2 separate regions of the Homo sapiens genome follow, and region 2 is linked to region 1. The links are chromatin loops, found by intact Hi-C in ENCODE. Cell type or tissue: PC-9. All regions are shown on one strand. Each heading gives the region's core, and the rest is flanking DNA. Links, peaks and the distances in the headings are about the cores only.

Region 1 (5,364 bases), core at 214-5,213:
ACATGTTGGTCCACGCGTACACTGTGGAATGATGACATCATGCTATTGAGTGTCTCCATGACCTCATACCGCTGTGAAAATCTCTTTGTGGAGGCCGGGCACAGTGGCTCATGCCTGTAATCCCAGCACTTTGGGAGGCCGAGGCAGGCAGATCATGAGGTCAGGAGTTTGAGACCAGCCTGACCAACATGGTGAAACCCCATCTCTACTAAAAATACAAAAATTAGCCAGGTGTGGTGGTGCGTGCCTGTAATCCCAGCTACTCAGGAGGCTGAGGCAGCAGAATTACTTGAACCTGGGAGGCGAAGGTTGTAGTGAGCCAAGATTGGCCACTGCACTCCAGCCTGGGTGACTGAGCAAGACTCCGTCTCAAGAAAAAAAAAGAAAAAGAAAAAGAAAATTTCTTTCTGATGAGAACATTCTGAATCCTCCTTTTCAAGCTTTTTGGAAAGAGGTGCAATGATGCCATGAACTGTCATCACTCTGCTGTGGAACAGAAGAGCGGAATTCCTCCCTGTCATCTGAGTGTTACTTTGTACCTGTTTCTGGTCCCTGTTCAAGTCTTCTCTTCCACCTCCCATCTCTGGTAACCAGAGCTGGGGCTCTGCTCTCCTGCCCGGTGGAGCTTTGACTGATGGAAAGTCTGTCTAGGGACAGGGAGTGGGGTAGAGAAGGAGGCTCCAGGAGGCCCCTGCCCCTGCGCGCAGGCAGAGCAGGCTGTGTTCCAGGAGCCCGGGCTGATTGAGGAACACAGGTGGATTGGCCAGAGCATGAGGGGTTGGGGAAACGCCTGGCTTTTTTTTCCAAAGTTGGGAAGGAGGGGTCCTTCCCTTCCCATTAGAAACCTTTATTTGTCCCAACTGAGGGGTGGGTGTGGGGTGTTAAATTTAAGATTTGAAATAGGTGGGGATGCTGTACAGGGGGGTCCGGGAAGGGGGCTGGGGCCAGGCAGCAGGTCAGTGCACCTGAAGCTGGGGGTGCCCATGGCAGAGGCCTCCTGGTGGCTCAGGGGGTGGGCCAGCTTCTCTGCCTCCTGCTCCACTGATTGGCTCCCGTACCCCCGTCTTCCTTCATCTCTGCTGTGCTGGGCAGCTTGTCTCAGGTCTCTGGACCCCTCAGCAGCCTCACTCCCTCCTCTAGGCCAATGCCAGACAGCGCCTCCAGCAGACCTGCCAAGTCCTCGCCAGCCAGCTCATAGCTGTGCAGGAGGCTGTCACTGGGCGAGGCCGTCTGTTGGTACATGTCCACCAGGCTGCGCAGCCCCAGCCGCTCTGCCAGCTCTGCCCAGCTGCCCTGGGCTTCTGGCCCATCTAGCAGCTGCTCCAGGTTCTGCAGGGCTGTGTCACCAAGTGACAGCCCTGGCCCTGCAGGGCTGGGTGGGGTCAGGGGCAGCTAGCTCCATGGTGTTCAGAGTGGCATTTAGCAGCAAGGTCTTCACCTTGGTGCTGTGGATAAGGTCGAGGCGTGTGGCCCTGGAAGCTGCTTTGGGTGTCCTTCTCAGGCCCCTCTGAGTCCCAGTCGTTATCAGAGGTAGGGGGTGAGGGCAGTGGGCACAGGGGCTCCTCATTCTCAGCATAGATGTCAGCACTAGCCTTCAGAAGGAGGGTGAGGGTTGGGGACTCCAGTCCAGCTGCCAGGTGCAGGGGTGTGTTTCCCACAAAGGTGTGAGCATTCCCATTGGCCCGAAGCTTGGTGACCAGATGGGTGACCAACCCCAGCTCCTCCATCTCTGTGGCTAGATGCAAGGCTGTTTGGCCCCCTGCTACTCTGTGGCCTCCACTTCAGCCCCACTGTCCACCAGCAGATCCAGGCACTTGGGGCTTTGGGCTTGGGCCGCCAGGTGTACTGCAAAGTCAGGCATGTGCAACAGCCGAGGCACAGCGGGAGCTCCACTCCAAAGCAGTGCATGCAGCAGCTCAGAGGCACCAGGGCCTGCCTGCAGTGCCAGGTGCATGGCTGAGTCTCCATGCCAATCAGCAGTGCTGGGTCTGCATCCACCTGAAGCAGAAAGCTCACCACCCTCATCTGCCTGGTGATCACTGCCAGGTGCAGGGGTGTCTGGTGCAGGTGGTTGGTGAGGTTGACGATGCCAAGGTGCTGGGTGTGGTAGATGACATGGGCTATGTGCTTGATGACCCTGGTCGGCCCATGGATGATGGACAGGTATAGTGGCGTGTCTCTGTTCTCGTCCTGCTCCAGCAGGTGGCATTGTCCCGCCAGCAGTGTGCTGGCGTCCGTGGTGACACCATAGTTGAGTAGGGCCTGGGCGCTGCGCTGTGCCGTGCCACACCAGGCTGAAGAGCGTTGTACTCTCGGGCTCACTGCAGCATCTCCAGGGCCTGCAGCTGGCACTGGGGAGGGGTCCTGGAGGGGGCTAGGGCTATGGCCGTGCGGGGCCAAGGCTAGGGCTAGGGCCAGGTCTGCACTAGGGCCAGTGTGAGGGCCAAAGCAGGATCAGGGCAGAGCCAAAGGCAGGGCAGGGCAGGGCAGGGTAGAACAGGCCCAGGGTAGCACAGGGCAAAGTTAGGGCAGAACCAACCAAGGCAGATCTATGGCTCTGCGGCTTCCTCCTGAGTCCCTGCCGGGCACTAAAAGCCTGGCTCTTTTTTTTTTTTTTTCCAGACGGAGTCTCGCTTTGTCACCCAGGCTGGAGTGCAGTGGCGTGATCTCGGTTCCCTGCAAGCTCCGCCTCCCAGGTTCACGCCATTCTCCTGCCTCAGCCTCCCAAGTAGCTGGGACTACAGGCGCCCGGCACCACGACCGGCTAATTTTTTGTATTTTTAGTAGAGACGGGGTTTCACCGTGTTAGCCAGGATGGTCTCGATCTTTTGACCTCGTGATCCGCCTGCCTCGGCCTCCCAAAGTGCTGGAATCACAGGCGTGAGCCAGCCAGCAGGCGGCGCTCGCGAGAGTGCGCAGCTCCCGCGAAGGGCCTCGCGGGCAGGCTGAGGTGCGCATGTGCCCTGGTGCCTAAGGGTTCTGGCCGGGGAGGCGGGGGGCGGTGGGAGGTGGGGGGAGGGCGGGTGCGCCACCACGTGGCGCCCGCGAATGGAGGGCGCGAGGCTCAGGGCTGTTTCTCCGCGGATGGCCTCGTGGGCCGGCTGAGGTGCACATGCGCGCTGGTGCCTAACGGCTCTGCTGGGCTAGGTGCTCCTCCGAGCAGCTGGAGACTGGAGTGTCCCTGACGGAGGTTGCGGCTGGACCTGGTTACGTGCTGGTGCTGCGCTCCAGAGAGGCAGAAAACGAGTGGGAGCTGAGGTGTCTTAAAGCCGTTCCTCAGCCTGGGAGAAGATCTCTGGCTTCAGGATGGAGGTCAGGGGGTCGTTCCTGGCGGCCTGCAGGAGACGCATGGCTACCTGGAGGAAGAATCGTGACAAGGATGGCTTCTCAAATCCCGGGTACCGAGTCCGGCAGAAGGATCTGGGCATGATCCACAAAGCTGCCATCGCAGGTGATGTGAACAAGGTGATGGAGAGCATCTTGCTCAGGCTGAATGACTTGAACGACAGGGACAAGAAGAACAGGTAAGGGGAACAGGAAGCCGGGAGGAGGCCTGGGGATATGGGAGAAGCCCCTGTTCCTGGTTTCGGGGTAGGGGAGATACGGTGTGGGGTGAAGGCGTGGGTGGGGTGGAAGTCAGGTGAGGGTGGGTGGGGTGGGGGACTGTGGTGGGGAGTGGCTGGGGGGCGTTGGATGTGATGGGGGACTGTGGTGGGGGTAGAGTTGGGTGGGGGACTGTGGTAGGAAGTGGAGTTGGGTGGGGGTTGGAAGGGGTGGAGGACTGTGGTGGGGGGTGGGATGGGTTGGGGGACTGGTGGGGAGTGGCTGGGGGGCGTTGGATGTGATGGGGGACTGTGGTGGGGGTAGAGTTGGGTGAGGGACTGTGGTGGGGAGTGGAGTGAGGGTGGGTTGGGGTGGAGGACTGGTGGGGGGTGGGATGGGGTGGGGGACTGTGGTGGGGAGTGGCTGGGGGCGTTGGATGTTGGGGGGACTGTGGTGGGGGTAGAGTTGGGTGGGAGACTGGTGGGAAGTGGAGTTGGGTGGGGGTTGGATGGAGTGCAGGACTGGTGTGGGGGTGGGTGGGGTTGGGGACTGTGGTGGGGGGTAGAGTTGGGTGAGGGACTGTGGTGGGGAGTCGAGTGGAGTGAGGGTTGGCTGGGGTGGGGGTTGGATGGAGTGAGGGGACTGGTTGGGGGTAGAGTTGGGTAGGATGTGGGTACGATGCAAGGGTGGGGGTGGGGGTGGGGTGAGTGTTGTCACCAAGGGCACTGGGCTTTCTACCCTGGCAGCCTCAGCAGCACCTGGGATGTGGAAACCTTGCCTTTCTTCACAAGAAAAGTAACTATTTGTTCTGAAGGCAGAGGGATAACATACTATTGGATGTTTACAATTGCATGCGTCGTTGTATGTTTTGGGACTGTGCACTACAATTGCCTAAAGCGACCTCTCATTCTCACAGGACTGCTCTACTTTTGGCGTGTGCCCATGGCCGTCCAGGAGTGGTAGCTGACCTGGTGGCCAGAAAATGCCAGCTTAACCTCACTGACAGTGAAAACAGGACAGCTCTGATCAAGGTATATGGTAGCCAACTCTTTCAGCATGGGATGGATTTAATTTAAATTCACAGAATAAAATTAATTCACCTCATTGAAATGTGACTAGTTGGTGAATCCTGTGGAAGATTTCCTAGAATTTACAGTCTATTTCTTGGTCTAATACTGACAGGCTGTACAATGTCAAGAAGAAGTTTGTGCATCCATCCTGCTGGAACATGGCGCCAACCCAAATGTTAGAGATATGTATGGCAACACTGCTCTGCACTATGCCATTGATAATGAGAATATATCAATGGCAAGAAAACTGCTTGCATATGGTGCAGATATTGAAGCAAGAAGCCAGGTATGATCAACCAATGTTCTTTTCAAAGTATTTCAAGTATATTTGTTTTACCATTGACATATGATTTTTTTTAGTAAAACATCTGAAACTAGAAGGAAATATATTACGTGCAAATATTTGCTTTACATACAACTATTTAAAAATACATTCATAACAAATATGAAAACACGAGGTCTGTAGTCTAAATGTGTCCCATAGATTTAGGTTAGTTTACCTCCATAAGCTGTGTCAACATGTAAAATTTAGGAAACTCATACACATGTCTAGATTTCAGGCTTCTCTTAAAGGATCACATCTGGATTCCCTTGAGCTCATATCACTGTTGAGTATGCTGTGCAGCGGTTATCCCTTTATGTGAGGCATATGTGCTCCAGTCTGCTACTGTGCCTTCCAGACACCCTAGGAGGGGTATCTGAAAGGGAAGGAGCAACATGTGGGCAAGCACAGTGGAGTGAGAAGGAAGGG
Region 2 (5,364 bases), core at 267-5,266, 180 kb after region 1:
AACTCATATTTTTATGAAAAGTGACTATTTTCCAAAACAAAAAGATGGAGGAACGGCATTTTTTACATTTTTGTAAATTTCTTTAATGTCTGGCTTAATAGAAGATTCTTATATCTGCTTCTTTATATTCAGTCTGTTGTAACATATTGTTTTGATGGAAGTATGAAGAAAATCCATCCTGACACAGATATGCAGCTGGGAAAGGAGGAGGATTTTAATAGCCTATTCAGATAACTGAGGATATTCTTTTTTTTATATTATGCCAGAACTCACCAAGTCATGGTTTCAGAATAGTGAGTTGAGGTGTTTTCAGAAAGGTCAGATGCAGCGTGTAATCTGAAGGTATACCAGTGAAGTTGGCCTCCTCTGTTACAGTGAATCCATCAGTCCGTCTTCCATTTTGAATGGACCTTTTTCCTGGGGATGATTTTGTAACAGCAGGCGTTGGTCATTGAGAAAAACTGATTCACTGAGTTATGCAGGTTTTCCAAATGTGCTGTGGAAACAGCACTTCTTGTGAGAACAAAGAAGGCAAACTGCATCTTACTGTTTATTATGGCCTTTCTTTCTCTTTTTCTTTTTTTTCGAGGCAGGGTTTGCTCTGTCACCCGGGCTGGAGTGCAGTGGCGTTATCTTGGTTCACTGCAGCCTTCACCTCCTGGGCTCAAGGGATCCTGCCACCTCCTCCTCCCAAGTAATTGGGACTACCGGTGCATGTCACCACACCCAGCTAAATGCTTGTATTTTTTTAGAGATGGGATTTCTCCATGTTGCCCAGGCTAATCTTGAACTCCTGGGCTCAAGTGATCCACCTGCCTCAGCCTCCCAAAATGTTGGGATTACGGGCATAAGCCACCGTGCTTGGCCTAGTTTTGACCTCTCAGTCCCTTAATAGGGCCTCAGGATTCCTGGATGTCTCCAGATTACACTTTGATAAACTCCACATCAAATCATTTACAGATAATTCAAAAATATGCAAAATTAACAATATAATGTTTGAGATACACATGTGCTAAAAATAGAGAAAAGTAAGGGGAAAACGCATGGCATAAAAACCTCTTGAGAGGAGGGGAGATGTGGGAGGTGGATGGGGTCTCTAAGGGATGGCAGTGTGTAGGTTTCATTTTACGTCTTTCTGTCCCTTACTTCTACATATATTATACATATACATATATATTATATATATAACCTCACAATTTTCCTGACTGGGAAAGAAACCACAGACCAATTATAAAAGCATAATATTTAGAATAAAATGTAATCTTTAATGTAGATGAGGGCTGGGCGCAGTGGCTCACACCTGTAATCCCAGCACTTTGGGAGGCCAAGGTGGGTGGATCACAAGGTCAGGAGTTCAAGACCAGCCTGGCCCACGGGGTGAAACCCCGTCTTTACTAAAAATACAAAAATTAGACAAGCATGCTGGTAGGCACCTGTAATCCCAGCTACTTGGGAGGTTGAGGCAGATAATTGTTCGAACCTGGGAGTTGGAGGTGCAGTGAGCTGAGATAGCACCAATGCACTCCAGCCTGGGCGACAGAGCAAGACTCCGTCTCACAAAAAAAAAAAAAAAAAAAAAAAAAAAAGCAGGTGGGGAGATGTCTGTAGATGAGACTATTAATTGTGGGGTGAATTAGACAAATCATTTAAAGCAAATATTGGTCTGCATGGCTTTTTGCTTGAGGAAAGTGTAACAGCAAAAATAATGCCCCCACAGACCACAGACACCTCTGTTTGTTTTCTTTTCTTTTTCTTTTTCTTTTCTTTTTTTTTTTTTTTTTTTTTTTGAGACAGTTTTGCTTTTGTCGCCCAGGAGGGAGTGCAATGGCGTGATCTGGGCTCACTGCAACCTCCACCTCCAGGGTTCAAGTAATTCTCCTGCCTCAGCCTCCCGAGTAGCTGGGATTACAGGCGCCCACCACCACGCCCGGCTAATTTTTGTATTATTAGTAGAGACGGGGTTTCGCCATGTTGGCCAGGCTGGTCTCAAACTCCTGACCTCAGGCGATCCACCCACCTCGGCCTCCCACCGTGCTAGGATTACAGGCGTGAGCCCAGGCGGCCGGACAGACGCCCCTGTCTTAATCCTCAGCCGTGGCAGATGGGATTAAGTGAAGGTTACTGGGGCGGGGTTGGGGTGGGGTTTGTCCTGGATCATCTGGGTAGAGGCCGAAGTCTTCACAAGGGTCCTTATGAGAGGGAGGCAGGTGAGCATGAAGGCCAGAGGCAGAGGAGGAGGAGAGATGTGGGGTACCCACCAAGGCAGGCGCCCAAGAAGCCGGGAAAAGCGAGGGGCCGGGCCTGCCCCGCAGCCCCCACGGCGGCCCTGCGCCCTGGCTTTGACTCTGACCTCGGCAGTGGGACAGCATTGGTGTGTGGGTTTCATGCCACTGAGGTTCTGGTCGTTTGTTACAGCAGCAGTAGGAGATGGGAAAGGCGGGTTTGTTTTTCTAAAGGAGACACTCAGCTAACAGGGAGGAGTTGGTGGTGGGCGCTGGGAACCTGGTTGCAGGGCAGGGTGGTGGGGGCGGTCGATGCCACGGGTGTAGATGCCACCGCCGGCCACGCGCTCCAGGGGGCTCGCGGCCCCCGTTTCGGCTGCGCAACCACCTCCCTGGATCCCAGCCACCTGTAGGCCTTTCTGGGCAAAACCAGTTTAGACTGAGACCAGAACGCTGGAGCAGGAAGCCGCCAGCAGGTGTCTCGCTCCCCGGTCCCAGCGCCCTCAGGAAGAGCGCGGCCCCGCAGCCCCCGCCCGGCGAGGCCCCAGCGGATCCGCGGCGGGAGGGCGTCATAATTTTAACCAAGACTGGAGACATTTAGGGAGAGTAAAATTAAAACTTTCAAAAGTCAGAAAGGGATGTGAGGCTCGGAAAAAGAGGCGCGGGACGGGAGGAGAAGCCCTCTCTGATGCCAGGATCTGAGCTTTCCAAACACGTTTCCCGGCTGAGGGCTCGCTGGCGCCCCCAAGAGGCCGCTGAGAGAAAACGGCCTCAGCCTCAGCTTTGAGTGTGTGTGTGGGGGGGGGGGGTTGGGGGGGGGTTGTTGTTGTTGTTGTTGTTGTTGTTTGGTTGGGTTTTTTTGTTTGTTCGTTTGTTTTGAGATGGAGCCTCACTCTGTCGCCCAGGCTGGAGTGCAGTGGCGCGATCTCGGCTCACTGCAACCTCTACCTCCCAGGTTCAAGTGCTTCTCCTGCCTCAGCCTTCTGAGTAGCTGGGATTACAGGCGTGCACCACCATGCCTGGCTAATTTTTGTATTTTTAGTAGAGACAGGGTTTCGCCATGTTGGCCAGGCTGATCTCAAACTCCTGACCTCAGGTCATCTGCTCGTCTCGGCCTCCCAAAATGCTGGGATTACAGGTGTGCACCACCATGCCCGGCTAATTTTTGTATTTTTAGTAGAGACGGGGTTTCGCCATGTTGACCAGGCTAGTCTCAAACTCCTGACCTCAGGTCACCTGCTCCTCTTGGCCTCCCAAAGTGCTGGGATTACAGGTGTGAGCCACTGTGCCCGGCCTCAGCTTTGATTTTTAAAGTAATAAGAGGGAGCTACAACCGCTTAGAAAAGGATGATGAAGTCAACCTCACCCGAGATTCCACCTCACAAAATTTTATTTTCTTTTTCCTTCTTTTTTTTTTGACAAGGTCTTGCTCTGTCATCCAGTCTGGAGGGCAGTAGCACAATCATAGCTCACTGCAGCCTCAACCTCCTGCCCTGTTCAAGGGGTGCTCCTGCCCCAGCCTCCAAAAGTGCTGAGACTACAGGCATGAGCCACTGTGCCTGGCCACAAAATGTTTCCTGAAAGACAAATTCAAGTCAAAGACAAATGCCTGATATTTGTACCTTGGGGCAGCTTTGCTCTCTTATATTTTTAAAGTGTCACAGGAGGGAGAGCTTTTAGTTGACAGATTCCTAATCCATACATACCCCAGATCTATTCAAACAAATTCTGTATGATCCGAATTAGAGGCTACAACTGGAACCACAGGTGGGTTTGTCTGTATGGTGGGACAGGGGAATAAAGAAGGCTGGCCACGGCGAGGAGGGTTTGGGTAATTTTAGGGGTATTTACATTTTAAGTTCCCATTCATGAGGTCACTGTCATTGGTGAATTTACCATTCACAGCTTCAGCGGCTCCCAACCTCGAAGGCTCACAAGACCTAGTAACCCTGTGTAGACCCGAATCCTGAGTGCTGCAAGATCTGTATGTGGCACAAGCCACTCAGAAAGAACAGCTCCTGGCCTGTCATTTGTACTGGGGGCAGCTTTGCTCTCATATTTTTAAACCATTTTGTGGGGAAAATTCTGTTCCGGTGCTGTTTATAAACCTGGGATGTGTAGAGGTCACTGACTTCCTCCTCCCACCCAGGGGGGTCTCCTCCCACCCAGGGGTTCTGCTGCATGGCTTTGGGCTTCCCCATGGAGTCCGCTCTCAACCCTGGGGGGTTATTAAAACACAGAGGTGCTCTGGGAAGGTGCCCACTCTGCCCTCACTTCAGCCATATGATTCTGGTACTTTCCACCCAGTAGCCCCCATAAAATTGAACCAATGCTGCCTGCTTCTCCATTACCATAACTGTGTTACAGTGATGAGATGAGATTCTTTTGTCACCAGGTAACCATGGTGGCCTCCAGGGCGAGTGGGTCCCCACCACTCATCAGGGCACATCTATCCACTGAGCAACGGGGTCCTAAAATCCAGGCCCTGACGCCACACCAGACTCACCCTGAGTCCGGAACTGAAGGCAGATCAGGGACAGACGCCTCGTGGCTAATTGGACACAGTCGTAGTGTGTGCAAATGGGTCCTGCTGAAAGCATCTCTCTATCGATTAGCCACGGAGCCGCTCACAGACCTTAAACAGACACATAGGAGAATCTGAAGCTGGCATAAGAGCAGAGTGATGACGTGGGAGGGTTAGGAAGGCTCCTGAAGCCTGCCCCTCCCCCCATTGTCACAGGGCAGCCAGCACGTCCCCACTTGCTCGCCGCCGAAGAGGTCGGGAATAGCGAGAGTCACCTTCGACTTGTACAGGCTGAACCCCAAGGACTTCATCGGCTGCCTTAACGTGAAGGCCACCATGTATGAGATGTACTCCGTGTCCTACGACATCCGGTGCACGGGACTCAAGGGCCTGCTGAGGTAACACACTCCAGGGGTCACCTCCGGGGGTCTGCAGACTGCACAGGGTGTGGCACAGGCAGCAGTCCCCACCCTGTTCCTCTGGGCTCCCAGGCCGGCTAGCACTGTTAGGGGCAGTTGGAGTAATGTTGTCTGGAGGTCAACTCTTATCCCACAGGCTCATCTCACACAACAGAAAATCTCAAGCCAAAACAGATTTATTTCTTCCAAAGACCACTAA

The links. Hi-C counts contacts between places; a loop is a spot of excess contacts. Peaks named below come from ENCODE experiments on the same cell type or tissue, not always from the same donor. Only the 100,000 strongest peaks of a DNase experiment are listed, where the experiment ranks them.
Region 2: a loop joins it to region 1, with 12 times the contacts of the local background. A loop is called at or near these places in 3 of 110 quality-filtered maps.

Annotation. Positions count from the first base shown.
Region 1 is chr18:12,090,712-12,096,075 of GRCh38, forward strand. ANKRD62 (ankyrin repeat domain 62) reads left to right here and starts at 3,132. Exons shown (of 14, transcript NM_001277333.2): 1 at 3,132-3,524; 2 at 4,460-4,574; 3 at 4,726-4,899. The coding sequence starts at 3,307. It also overlaps the pseudogene LOC100533852. In PC-9, for the core only: CTCF peaks have their summits at 2,218 (motif pointing right) and 2,418; no DNase peak of the experiment used is centred there.
Region 2 is chr18:12,269,131-12,274,494 of GRCh38, forward strand. CIDEA (cell death inducing DFFA like effector a) reads left to right here. Exons shown (of 5, transcript NM_001279.4): 4 at 4,963-5,144. Among named protein-coding and RNA genes, the nearest start is that of CIDEA, 17 kb to the left of the region's middle. RefSeq lists a silencer at 2,712-2,891. In PC-9, for the core only: a CTCF peak has its summit at 2,800; DNase peaks (open chromatin) are centred at 2,701 and 2,931; H3K4me3 peaks cover 552 bases; H3K27ac peaks cover 617 bases.